Regions from separate parts of the Homo sapiens genome. Here all the other regions are linked to region 3. Evidence: chromatin contacts called from ENCODE Hi-C or POLR2A ChIA-PET data. All regions are on one chromosome and are shown on one strand. The core of a region is the stretch at or near the end of the contact, and the rest is flanking DNA. Distances in the headings are between cores, read along the strand shown.

Region 1 (3,081 bases), core at 381-2,880, 370 kb before region 3:
TGAGGATAATGGCTTCCAGCTCCAACCAGGTCCCCGCAAAGGACATGATCAATAGAGCTATCTTTTCACATGTATCCATTCAATTCCCTTATAAGAGCATCAGTGCAATCACTGCTGCCCCTCCCATGGTAAAATCAAATCCCATAGAGTTAAACATCCTTTTAGGATATATTTATTCTTAACTAGTATTTCATCCCATGGAGGAACCATATTTTATTTAACCAATATCTTATAGTCATGCATTTATGTTGTTTCTAGTTTATCAATATTATAATAATGTGATGAATATCCTTAAGCATACATTTTTAAAAATTAGTTTTCATTGTTTCTTTAAAACAAATCCCTAAGACAGAAATTACTGGGTCAGGGAGTATAAATAATTTATGGATTTGGCACATATTTTCAAATTGTCTTCTAGAAAGATTGTACTACCAGTGATTTATCTATTGCTCTAAATTCTCAATAATGCTGAGTATTACAAGTTTTTAAAAGATCAATGTTAACATAATTTTTAAAAATTGTTCCTTATTATATTTTATCTTTAACTTTTTGGATAATTAGTAAATTCTAGATACATTTGAATTATTATTATATTATTACAGGTGCTTGCCACCACGCCTAGCTAATTTTTGTATTTTCAGTAGAGATGGGGTTTCACCACGTTGGCCAGGCTGCTCTCGAACTCCTGACCTCAGGTGATCTGGCCGCCTCGGCCTCTCAAAATGCCGGGATTAACGCATGAGCCACTGCACGCAGCCATGTTATTTTATTTTAAAATCCCTTCCTTCCATCATGATTTATACATAGTTCATTCAAAGTAAAAATACCCAAATAATACAAAGACATCAGGATCAAAACTAGAGTATCTCTGAGGCTTTTCATCTTATGTTTTATCATGGAAATTTGTATATATTTACAAAGTAGAGAGAATCACCATTTTCAGAATTACCACTATTACCAACAGTTTGCCAGTCTTGCTTCACATACTCCTCTCACCTTTAATAAAGTATTTTAAGGCAAGACCAAGACATCTTTTCTTTACATCCATAAAAACTTCAGTGTTCATCTCTGACTGATAAAAGCATATAAAAATGTATGGGGGTGGTAGGCTGGGTGCAGTGGCTCACACCTGTGATCCCAGCACTTTGGGAGGCAGAAGCAGGTGGATTGCTTGAGCTCAGGAGTTTGAAACCAGCAGGGGCAACATGACAGACCCTGTCTCTACTAAAAATACAAAAAAATAGCCAGGCATGGTGAAGTGTGCTTGTGGTCCCAGCTACTTAGGGGGCTGAGGTGGGAGGATTGCTTGAGACTGGCTCCTGGAGGTTGTAGTGAACTGAGATTGCACCACTGCAGGCCAGCCTTGGGGACAGAGCGAGACCCTGTCTGAAAAAAAGAAAAAGTATGGTGGTTGTAATCTTAATAGGGATAAAGATCTTAAGATAAAATAATGAAGTATGCTGTTAACATTTCAGGAATCAGTAATCAGGTGTGAGAGTTGGAGTTGGGGATGAAGGATTAGGGTCAGGGGCTTTCCCAGAGAGGCCAAACCATGCCATTTAAATGGCTGCCCACCCAGTCTAACCTTGACACCATGTGGTGGAGAAAGGACACAAAATCAGAGACCAAAATGTGTTACCCTCTGTTGTGGTTGCTGCGACAATGCTCCAGGAAGGGTGTGTACTACCCTTGCCTGTCTCAGCTTCCTGCCCTGGTGCACTGGGATAAGCCCATTCTAACCCTGTTTTACCACATCATTTCCTGCTGAAGAGCTTGCCGGGGTTCTCAGTTGCCTATGGGGACATTTTTCAAACAGTCCTAGGCTGGGAGTTGGTGAAGCCACAGAACAAACACAGCACATCTTCCTGGAATATCATTTTTGCACAAATATCTGAGGATAAATGTGAATTTTATGTGAAGAATAATATGACAATATTTTGAGTACTGAAATCCCTCATAAGTTTTGAGATAATCCTGTTACATTTGTCCATAGAGGTTTATAGAGATCTTTCCAAATATATTCATCCAATTCCCACGTAACAGCATCAGTGTAATTGCTGCTACCCTACCCATGTGCCAGGTGGGAATCAGGGAAAATAGACCTTTTTATGTTCTATTGTCTGTACAGGATGGGGCCTTGGGACAAATTTTTCTGAACAATTAGAGAAAATACTTGTGGAAAGGTATAATCCAAAAGAATGGGTTTTAACACCAAGAACTCAGTTTATTTTTCAAGCTAATGTCTTCTAAAACTTTCACTTACTAAAGAATCATGTCTCCCTTCATGCTCTAATTTTCTTTTTCTTTTTAGAGATAAGATCAGCTGGAGTGCAGTGGCCATAATAGCTCACTGCAGCCTTGATCTCCTGGGCTCAAGCAATCCTTCCACCTCAGCCTCCTGAATAACTGAGACTACAGGTATGCACTACCATGCCCAGGTAACTTTTAAAATTTTTGTAGAGATGTGATCTCACTATGTTGCCCAGGCTTGTCTCAAACTCCTGGCCTCAAGTGATCCTCCCACCTCAGCCTCCCAAATGGCTGGGGATTACAGCTGCATGCCATCACACCTGGGTAATTTTTAAATTTTTTTTATAGAGGTAGGGGTCTAGCTATGTTGCCCAGGCTGGTCTCAAACTCCTGGCCTCAAGTGATCCTCTTGCCTTGGCTTCCCAAAGTAGTGGGATTATAGGCATGAGCCACTGCATCCAGCCAACCCTCTTTTTTTTTTTTTTTTTTTTAAACAACACTTTGGTCTTGTCAAAGTTTTAAGACCATAATAGTTACATTTTAAAAGCTCTCCCAAAGATTGTCGAGGGATATGTGTATAATAGAAAATTCGCATAAATTTTAGAAGTTAAAACATGAGAGTTCAAGGAGATAGTGCATTTGTCCTGGGCTTCTTTGAATTGCCCCCACAGATGGCCCATGGCAACAAATGCTACTACAGAAGTACTTACAGGGAAACATTTGAGAAACACTAATCATCCCAGCTTCGCTACAACCAAGATTATCTGCTTATTTTTCTTCACATTTACCTCTGATTTTGTACATAACAATTTTCTTCTAATGCACACCTCT
Region 2 (2,898 bases), core at 55-2,554, 300 kb before region 3:
AAACAGACTAGTGACCTGACAACAACCACTCTGTCCTCTCCTCCTCATTCTTTTGGTTTCCCAGATAAGGAAAACCACAAGAACACAGTTGATCTATACATGCACATCATATGCAGATTTTGCAAGCAGTCTCCAGTTTAAAAATTGTTTTTAAAAGTGTTTATATGTGTATTTAGGGTTTGGGGCACGTTTTCTCTTTTAAAAATGCCACAAATAGGACGGGCGCGGTGGCTCACGCCTGTAATCCCAGCACTTTGGGAGGCCAAGGCGGGCGGATCACGAGGTCAGGAGATCGAGACAATCCTGGCTAACACGGTGAAACCCCGCCTCTACTGAAAATACAAAAAATTAGCCGGGCGTGGTGGCGGGCGCCTGTAGTCCCAGCTACTCGGGAGGCTGAGGCAGGAGAATCGCGTGAACCCGGGAGGCGGAGCTTGCAGTGAGCGGAGATAGCGACACTGCACTTCAGCCTGGGGGAAAGAGCAAGACTCCGTCTCAAAAAAAAAAAAAAAAAAAAAAAAAAAAAAAAAGCCACAAATAGAATGTAGGTTGCCGGGCAACTCTATAACATATCAGAAGTATAGTATTTGTTATCTCACTACATTTGGCCACAATTCTGATTAGTATCATAATTAGTATTAGATGGCACATCACCACCGTAACACCCACTGGCAGTTGGCTGAGGCCTAAAAGTGGCCAAGTCTATGAGGTCCTTCCCGAGCTCGGCAGCAGGCTGATAATGAAGAAAGTTGCTTGATGTGATTCTTTGCAGGTGGACTCTGTCAAGAAAAGCCCAAAATATTCGTTACCAGACACGCAACCAGGAGATGAACACAAAGCAAGGATGGGGGAAACAAAACAGAGGAGGTAGGGTTGCCAAGGTGTGCTGGGTGCAGACAACGGAGAGGAGGTGGGTGGGTGCGCCGTCCTATGGGGAAGAATGAAGGGGAGAGGGTGTACTGGGGGCACAGGGCTTTGAGAAACTGGGAGCAACAAAGACGTGAATGGACTTGGGTAGGTCTGTAAGGGGTTCTTAGAGGCTGTGAGTGGATGGGGGTACGGATAGTGAAAGAAGTGGGGAGCCCGGAGAAGTGGTCGGGATTGTAAGCAGAAAGTGGGGACCTCAGAACACCGAGCTCAGGTTGGAATGATCTAAGGACACAAAAGCATGGGGCCTCGGGGCTGGGGCGGTGCGACTACCGGAGGCGCAAGTTGCGCACGGGGTCCCGGGAGCGATACACTGCCTCCCCGGTGTCAGTGCTCCAGACGGTCTCCGCCATGACAGCTGCGACGCGCCGCGACTGCGCCGGAAAGCGCGCCGCTCTGTTTTCCTGGCAACGGAGACGCTGGATCGGGAGGCGACGGAGGTGCTGCGCGCGCAACCCGCCGTTCCCGTCACGGCGCCACGGTCGCAGTTGGCCACACAGTGCAAGTGCAGCCCAAGCCGAACGCCCAAGAGGGCTCCGGGGTCCTACCGATCACCGCTTACCATGTATGCGATAAAAGCTCACCGAAAGCGGGACCTCGTGCGCTGTGCAAATGAGGAAACTGGCACAGCCATCAGCCCACTTCATATAGACAGATAGATGCAGAAATGATGACGGGGACCAGGTGGCCTGAGTCTTCGCCCTCTACCTTTTCCACCATGCCACACTGCCTTCCACCCAACGCGTGAAAACTTTGGCCTGAAAATCGGGTGATGTGACTGTAAGAAATGCACCCATTATTCCCAAAGGAGTCAGGGAAGGTGATGGCCCTTAGCCAGACAAGAAAATATATTCTTGGAAGACAAAAAAAGTGTCAGAAGATTTATTAGTCTTTGTGTTGATATTCACTGAGCAAAGAAAGAAAAAACAAGGAAGTCAACAGTAAGGAAGGAAACGATGTTATTATTGAACTGATTCTTACCTTGTGTATGTTAGTTTTGGATCATTAAGCCACTTTGTTACTGCACTGGCTTCCTGAAAAGCCAAAAAAGTGACATTCACAAGTCATGCTTCGTTGTACTAGCAAAGGAAGGACATGCTGTAACCTCACGTCTGGCGTCCCGGCACTTTGGGAATGTCAACATTTATCAGCCTTGTTCACATCTAGTCCTCCTCCAACAAAGTAAGCAATTGTCCCCTGAACTCGGGAATCTCATGCCAGTTTGATGATTTGGCATTGGAAGCTCTGGGTGCCATAGCCACTAGTTGTGTAACACCGACTCACCATAAATAGCACCATTTATTTAGGATCTAGTGCAGCTTGAGCACTTTTGTTTGCATTGTCCCAAATCCTTGTAGAAGCCTCTCAAAAAGGTACTTTTATTCACTTTAAAAATGAAGTTCGTGAAGGCCAGGGTTTAAAGGACTTGCTAGCTTGCAAGTGGTAAAAGTACTGGGATTCTAGCCCAAGTTCTTCTGTCTTTTGAAGCCTAACCACCTTCCAGTTTGCCTCACAGCCTCTCACCTACCAATTTATTCCATAAACGCACACATTTCCAACCTGGGAAATAATAATTTTTTTTTTTTTTTTTTTGAGACGGAGTCTCGCTCTGTCGCCCAGGCTGGAGTGCAGTGGCGGGATCTCGGCTCACTGCAAGCTCCGCCTCCCGGGTTCACGCCATTCTCCTGCCTCAGCCTCCCAAGTAGCCGGGACTACAGGCGCCCGCCACTACGCCCGGCTAATTTTTTGTATTTTTAGTAGAGACGGGGTTTCACCGTTTTAGCCGGGATGGTCTCGATCTCCTGACCTCGTGATCCGCCCGCCTCGGCCTCCCAAAGTGCTGGGATTACAGGCGTGAGCCACCGCGCCCGGCCGGAAATAATTTTAACATAAAACAAAAGGCACCTTTCTAGCTCCTAAGAAATTGTCTCTCCAATGTTTCCTTTTAAAATTGTGAGTAGGCAATCTGTG
Region 3 (3,383 bases), core at 504-3,003:
GACTATACCTGGAGGAAGGAGGCGCGGCGCCGGAGGGGAGACGCGACCAATGGGAAATCACAGCGCGTCCTTGCGGCAGCCAATAGGAGAGCAGTAAAGAGGGGGCTGCTGGCCACTGCTCTGGGGACCGGAAGTGGAGGCGGCTCGTCGCCTACTGGTAGCGCAATTAGAGGCGGGCATTGTAGGTTACATGCCTAAAGCCACTTCCGGTGATGGCCCCGCCCAGGAGGTACTTCTGAAACAGGTCCCCAGTGGCACCTCAGTTTATCCATTCCCGTTTTGGTTTCGCAGCTGTCATCCGGTCCCAACGCCAGAATAGGAGAAAAACCTGCAGGCTAAGAGAGAAGGGAGGGCTGGGCCTGAGGTTCAGTCTTGGTCATCTCCGACTGGCGGCGCTAGGATTTCCCCCTTCCTGTGTCTTGATGGGTTCCTCCAACACTCACTTTGTATCGATAAACGACCCTGCAGTTCTTCACGACCTGCATTGCGCTGGCAGTCCTGAGTGAAGAACTCTCCTCTCATCCCAGAGATGGGAAACCTGGATCTGAGACTGCCAGCTAGCTGCGGCCTCCTAGTCTGTAAAGCGAAGGGAGACCAGGACGCTCCCAAGGACCCGGCTTATCGCCCCTCCCTTTCCTTCCCGGGGACCCAGAACAGACCACAAGACGGAGGGTGGCCGCTGGAGGTCGCCGTGGCCCCGCGATACCACCAACCGACAGAAATGGAGAACAGTTGATTCAGATTCAGCTGATATTCTCAGGTCTGGAGCGGGCCTGAGCGCTTTAATTAGCCCGGGGCTAATGTCCTCACCCATCTTTGTTTATAGAACGTTGAAACTCCAGTACTGTTGGTAAGTTCCAGGAAGACAGGAACTTTGCACTACTTGAACTCCAGGGTCTAGAACAGCCTGCAATCTAGCAGATGCTGTAAATTTTTTAATTAAATACTGAACTCCTGTAGGACGGTGATTGTGTTTTTATTCATTCCCAGCACTTACTATAGTGTTTGGTGATTACAATGGCTGCAGCATTTGTTCAAAGCTCTATCACAGGCTTTCTACAGTGTAGAGCTTAACCTGCCTATCCCTTTTCCCAGATCAGGGGAAACAGAAAGTCAGGAGGTTGCACGCAGTTAATACCTTGTGTTTTCCCAAGGGCAGGTATCAAATACAAAACTGCGTCCGCCGCAGCTGGAATACGCACAGGCATCAAAATGGGGCCTTTTGGGCCGGGCGCGGTGGCTCATGCCTGTAATCCCAGCACCTTGGGGGGCCGAGGCGGGCGGATCTCAAGGTCAGGAGATCGAGGTCATCCTGGCTAACACGGTGAAACCCCGTCTCTACTAAAAATACAAAAAATTAGTCGGGCGTGGTGGCGGGCGCCTGTAGTCCCAGCTACGGAGTCTTGTAGTCCCAGCTACGGAGCTTGCAGTGAGCCGAGATAGCGCCGTTGCACTCCAGCCTGGGCGACAGAGCGAGACTCCGCCTCAAAAAAAAAAAGGGCAGGGGGGACTTTTGGACAGTCCTTTAATATTGGGGAAGTGCCCCAAATTTCTTTTTCTTTTTATTTTTCTTTTTTTTTTTTGAGACGGAGTCTCGCCCTGTCACCCAGGCTGGAGTGCAGTGGCGCCATCTCAGCTCACTTCAAGCTCCGCCTCCCGGGTTCAGCCATTCTCCTGCCTCAGCCTCCCGAGTAGCTGGGACTACAGGCGCCCGCCACCACGCCCGGCTATTTTGTATTTTTAGTAGAGACAGGGTTTCACTTTCTCCTTAGCCAGGAGAAGTGCCCCAAATTTCTAATCCCTTAAGCCAGGACCTTGGTAGCCCTGAGGTGTGATGGGAGACTCTGGACAGAACCACCTGTTGACCTATCCAGGACCCAAATATGCACCACAGGTAGGAATCTTTTTATTACCAAAGGTACTGTATGTGTGAAAGATGGAGAGAGACCCAGACCCCAGATAACAGAGGCATGATAGATATGATCGTCAAGATGGAGAAGCCAGGCTGGATTCTAAGCAGGGACTTAGAAGGGGAAAGGAAGTGGAAAGTTTTCCCCACTCTCCCTTCCCTACTAAAAGCCAGAAACCAACATCTTCTACCATTAGCCTTTCAAAACTGGGTCCCAGGATCTTGATCTCCAGGTCATAAAAATACACACAGGGACACCAGAAGCCACCTACAGATTTATTAAACTTTATTTCCTCTGAGTCTCTGGGCAGTCAGCAGGGATGTAAGGCGAAGTGGCAGTAGCTGAAGGGGCCTGAGCAGAGCTGGTGCTGGGAGGGGCCGGCATGGACAGGAAGAAGAGGAGGAGATTTAAATATCCAGGGCTGAAAGCCAGTTAATAGTTCTCCTTCATCTGTTTTTGTATTTTGTGTAGCATCTCCTGCATCCGCCGCAGCTGGAATAGGCACAGGCATCAAAATGGGGACTTTTGGAGAGTCCTTTAGTATTGGGAAAGTGCCCCAAATTTCTAATCCCTTAAGCCAGAACCTTGGTAGCCGTGAGGTGTGATGGAGACTCTGGACAGAACCACCTATTGACCTATCCAGGACCCAAATATGCACCAGAGCCAGGGATCTTTCTATTACCAAACAAAGAGATACCAACGTTGGTGATCAAACAGGAGACCTCCCCTATACCCCATACTGCTCTCACCTCCTCATCTTTCTCTCGGATAAGCTTCTCAGTTTCTGGATCTGTCCCTGGTGGGACAGCAGGGATGGGGAAGTCGGTACCACTTTCCCGAGTCAGTTTGCTAAAGGGAGAAAAGGGTTGATAAGGCGAGGAGGACCCCAGCACCCGCTTAGATTGAGCCCAGGGCCTATAGAAGAACAAAAGTAGGGCTTGGTCTCACCCAAGGCTAGGCTTGGGATCTCCCCCTGCCAGCTTTGTCCTGGCTTCTGGTCATACTTGCGATTCCGTTCCTTCACCACCAGGCGGGTCATGCTCTGGATGCACTGTGCCCGGTAGTTCTCATAATGTGTCTCCCGTGTCACATCCTTCAGGTCCTGCATGTGGGTACGTACCAGCATTGTCCTCAGCTTCACAAAGTCGCAGTGCCCTGGGTTTTCCACTGCATAGCAAGGCTAGGGGTCAGCCAGAGGCATAGGTAGGGGAGAGCCACTGAGGGCAAGGAGATACCCTGGTCACAGGCTCAGTGCTTTACCTTCCACGATGCCCCAGGGGTAGAGTCGACCCCGAACTCGCCGCCCTCTGGCCTCTACTACAGTGTTGCTGCCAATTACTGCAAATGGGATGCTTTCCTGGAAGAGGTTAGGGGTGCCTGTCAGCACCCTCTGTTCTCACCTCTTTCTTTCCACCTGTATCGTCATCTTCTCTGCTTCATTCTAGGAAGCCAGGGTCCTTTCCCACCCTGATA
Region 4 (3,337 bases), core at 498-2,997, 270 kb after region 3:
AGGCAAGAGTGCAGTGGTATAATCATAGTTCACTGCAATCTTGAACTCCCAGGTTCAATTCTTCTGCCTCAGCCTCCCAGAGTAGCTAGATGTACCACACCTGGCTAATTTATATATATATATATATATATATATATATATAGTAGAACCAGGATCTCTTTATGTTGCCCATGCTGGTCTTGAACTCCTGGCCTCTAGTGATTTTCCTGCCTCAGCCTCCCAAAGTGCCGGGATTACAGGCATGAGCCACCTTGCCCAGCCATAACTTTTATTTTTTATAAAAAATATAATAAAAACTATGGAAGATAGGAGAGAAAGTACAGTAACCACGACCCCCCCAGTCTTAGGGGGATGCGTTCCAAGACCCCCAGTGGATGACTGAACTACAGATAGTACCAGACCCAGTTGCTGATTGTATTAATTGAAACACGTTTCAGTTCATGTTTTCCACCCACAAATTTACTGCCTTTTCCATCTTAACTGAGCACTTATCACACACTGTGGCTATAACTTTTGCAGTTTGAGGTGTGACAGGAAAACTAACATGAATCTCTTTTTCCTTCACAATTTCATGGGGTTGGGGGAAGATTCATTCTTACCATAAATCTCAGCAACCTCAGCATATGATTTTTTTCTTTCTTGAAATCAAGAACTTTCACCTTTTCACTTTTTTTTTTTTTTTTTGAGACAGAGTCTCACTCTGTCGCCCAGGCTGGAGTACAGTGGCGCAATCCCGGCTCACTTCAAGCTCCGCCTCCCGGGTTCACGCCATTCTCCTGCCTCAGCCTCCCAAGTAGCTGGGACTACGGGCACCTGCCACCACACCTGGCTAATTTTTTGTATTTTTAGTAGAGACGGGGTTTCACCATGTTAGCCAGGATGGTCTCCGTCTCCTGACCTCGTGATCTGCCCGCCTCGGCCTCCCAAAGTGCTGGGATTACAGGTGTGAGCCATCGGGCCTGGCCACCTTTTCACTTTTAAGGAAGCACTTTATGGCTTCTCTTTAGCATATCTGAATTGCCAGCATCACTACTTTTGCAATTTGGGACCATTATTAAGTAAAATAAGAGTTCCTTGAATACAAACATTGCTATAATGTTACCTGACAGTTGATCTGATAGCCAGCCTGGCTGCTAAATTACTAACAGCTGGTAGCATGCACAGCATAGATACACTGGACAAAGGGATGATTCATGTCCCAGGCAGGACGGAGTGGGATGATGCAAGATTTCATCGGGCTGCTACAGAATGGCGTGCAGTTTAAAACTTATGAATTGTTTATTTGTAGAATTTTCCATTAAATATTTTTGGATTGCAGTTGACCATGGGTAACTAAAACTTCAAAAAGTAAAACCATGAATAAAGAGAGACTACTGTAATGCATAATTCTGCCACCGTTACACAACTTCCATATTATTGTTTTTGTTGTTGCCTAATGTTCATCTGCAGTTTATACATAATTTAATAATTAGTCCCTTATTTTGAATATTTAAGTTTAATATTTATTATTTAAATAACATTGCAATCATAATCTTTGTGCATAAGCTATTAGCTTTCTATTGCTTAATTTTCTTTGACACATTTCTGAAAGGATTTCTTCTAAACATATATTGAAAACCACTAGGGGTTAGTTACATAATTTTGATTTTGAAAATTCTGAAGTAGAGGGTGTTAAATAAATTGGCCCATTTAACATTACAATAGCAGCTGATGCGGACCTCTGGCTGTGGGTCAGGCAATGTGCCAAATAGTTGTGTGCATAATCATATTTAGTTCTTACTCAAATTCTATTAGATAAGGAATTCAAGGCTCAGAAAAGTTTGATAACTTGCCCAAAGTCATATAACTAGTAAATGGCAAAGATGGCATACAGGGCTGTGTGACTCTCAAACCTCAGTGGCTCCCATACTGGACATAAACAGTTATGATGGCAAGATTCCCACAGTAATACATTAGATTAAATATTTTGTACAGAAATTCTCTGAATACACATGACTTAAGTACTAATGCATTATTGGCCCAAATTTTTCTTTTTTTTCTTTTCTTCTTTTTTTTTTAACCCACAGCTAATATGATAGCTTAATATTTGTTTGGTAAAAATGGAAATCTAAAAATGGATTTTTCTCTGGAGATTTAATAATTCGTTATTCTTGGACCCATGGACTAATCATTTTGTATTATTTCCATGTGTGTAGCACTTACCATTCCAAAGAGTCTAGAGAGTATACATAACCATACAGAAGTTGTTTCACTTATGAGTACTTTAGTAAAGAAATGGGGCCAGGCACGGTGGCTCACACCTGTAATCCCAGCACTTTGGGAGGCCGAGGCGGGCGGATCACCAGGTCAGGAGATGAGACCATCCTGGCTAACAGGGTGAAACCCCATCTCTACTAAAAATACAAAAAATTAGCCAGGCGTGGTGGCAGGCGCCTGTAGTCCCAGCTACTCGGGAGGCTGAGGCAGGAGAATGGTGTGAACCTGGGAGGTGGAGCTTGCAGTGAGCCGAGATCGCACCACTGCACTCCAGCCTGGGCAACAGAGTAAGACTCTGTCTAAAAAAAAAAAAAAAAGAAAAGAAAGAAAAAAATGGTTTTGGCCGTGTTCAGAGTTTTCTTTAAAACATGAAAATGCCAGTTCTGTACAAATTCTTGTTCCAAATTTCTATTTTTGCAGTCTTTCAGCACATCAAACTGTATAAACTTTTTTTCTTCTTCCCTGAGATGGAGTCTTACTCTGTCGCCCAAGCTGGAGTGCAGTAGCCCGATCTCAGCTCACTGCAACCTCTGTCTCCTAGGTTCAAGCGATTCTCTTGCCTCAGCCTCCCAAGTAGCTGGGATTACAGGCGCTCGGCACCACACCCAGCTAATTTTTGAACTTTTAGTAGAGACGAGGTTTCACCGTGTTGGCAAGGCTGATCTCGTACTCTTGACCTCAAGTGATCCACCTGCCTCGGCCTCCCAAAGTGCTGGGTCTGTATAAACTCTTTCTTTCCTTGATTTTCATCCAAAGAGTTAGAGTGTATACAGATTAACAAGGTGACTGGAGGTATTTGTATGCCCTTGACAGAAGAGTCACTTCAGTCTGCTACAACGGTACTCTTTCACTACGGGTATAGTTTCACATACTATTGTGAGGGAAGAAGGTACATTTACTTAGCAGAAGCCATCCATTTTATGAAATGCCAATTCCCTGAATTTACTTCTTTTAAACTAGTTTTAGTTGATCAGTTTTCATCTTCTTGGTAACATTTAAAAGAATGTTCAATTTGTTTCTGCTCCAATTATCTGCTGCTGTTTAGGAGGAGGTGGACAGAAAAGAATTTCTCATATTCAAG

What was found. A loop is a pair of places that touch in the nucleus more often than their neighbours do. ChIA-PET counts read pairs that join two places held with the same protein, here RNA polymerase II (POLR2A). Pooled maps may share reads with other maps.
Region 1: a map of naive thymus-derived CD4-positive, alpha-beta T cell shows a loop between it and region 3 (5-fold over the local background). The contact joins the enhancer-like site here to the promoter of SEPTIN4-AS1 in region 3. A Hi-C loop is called at or near these places in 1 of 168 maps with a recorded cell type or tissue (naive thymus-derived CD4-positive, alpha-beta T cell) and 4 of 50 pooled maps. POLR2A ChIA-PET finds 5 or more read pairs at or near these places in 1 of 52 experiments (H1).
Region 2: a map of CD8-positive, alpha-beta T cell shows a loop between it and region 3 (16-fold over the local background). The contact joins the promoter of MKS1 here to the promoter of SEPTIN4-AS1 in region 3. A Hi-C loop is called at or near these places in 5 of 168 maps with a recorded cell type or tissue (CD4-positive, alpha-beta memory T cell, CD8-positive, alpha-beta T cell, ascending aorta and 1 more), 2 of 37 single-sample maps with no recorded cell type and 16 of 50 pooled maps. POLR2A ChIA-PET finds 5 or more read pairs at or near these places in 3 of 52 experiments (PC-3, Panc1 and WTC11).
Region 4: a loop to region 3 is called in a map of IMR-90, with 2.4 times the contacts of the local background. The contact joins the enhancer-like site here to the promoter of SEPTIN4-AS1 in region 3. A Hi-C loop is called at or near these places in 1 of 168 maps with a recorded cell type or tissue (IMR-90) and 2 of 50 pooled maps. POLR2A ChIA-PET finds 5 or more read pairs at or near these places in 1 of 52 experiments (AG04450).

The regions. Positions count from the first base shown.
Region 1 is chr17:58,151,546-58,154,626 of GRCh38, forward strand. It overlaps OR4D1 (olfactory receptor family 4 subfamily D member 1), which reads left to right. Exons shown (of 4, transcript NM_001386095.1): 3 at 2,312-2,418. Among named protein-coding and RNA genes, the nearest start is that of OR4D1, 4.7 kb to the left of the region's middle. Within about 2 kb of position 1,631, at least 5 of the 41 ENCODE cell types and tissues checked have a DNase peak (open chromatin) inside an H3K27ac peak, as active enhancers do.
Region 2 is chr17:58,217,951-58,220,848 of GRCh38, forward strand. MKS1 (MKS transition zone complex subunit 1) reads right to left here and starts at 1,305. Exons shown (of 18, transcript NM_017777.4): 1 at 1,201-1,305; 2 at 670-779. The coding sequence starts at 1,280. LOC105371841 (a long non-coding RNA gene) reads left to right here and starts at 1,364. Exons shown (of 2, transcript XR_934884.4): 1 at 1,364-2,109. RefSeq lists an enhancer at 1,133-1,412.
Region 3 is chr17:58,518,084-58,521,466 of GRCh38, forward strand. SEPTIN4-AS1 (SEPTIN4 antisense RNA 1) reads left to right here and starts at 1,754. Exons shown (of 5, transcript NR_110810.1): 1 at 1,754-1,894. It overlaps SEPTIN4 (septin 4), which reads right to left. Exons shown (of 14, transcript NM_001368771.2): 11 at 3,171-3,267; 12 at 2,915-3,077; 13 at 2,660-2,759; 14 at 2,173-2,402. The coding sequence ends at 2,343. It also overlaps a transcript of MTMR4 not described here. RefSeq lists enhancers at 313-1,058, 406-505.
Region 4 is chr17:58,785,349-58,788,685 of GRCh38, forward strand. All of the region lies in intron 1 of PPM1E (protein phosphatase, Mg2+/Mn2+ dependent 1E), which reads left to right. Among named protein-coding and RNA genes, the nearest start is that of PPM1E, 31 kb to the left of the region's middle. Within about 2 kb of position 1,748, at least 2 of the 41 ENCODE cell types and tissues checked have a DNase peak (open chromatin) inside an H3K27ac peak, as active enhancers do; they include IMR-90, where a contact is called at or near this core.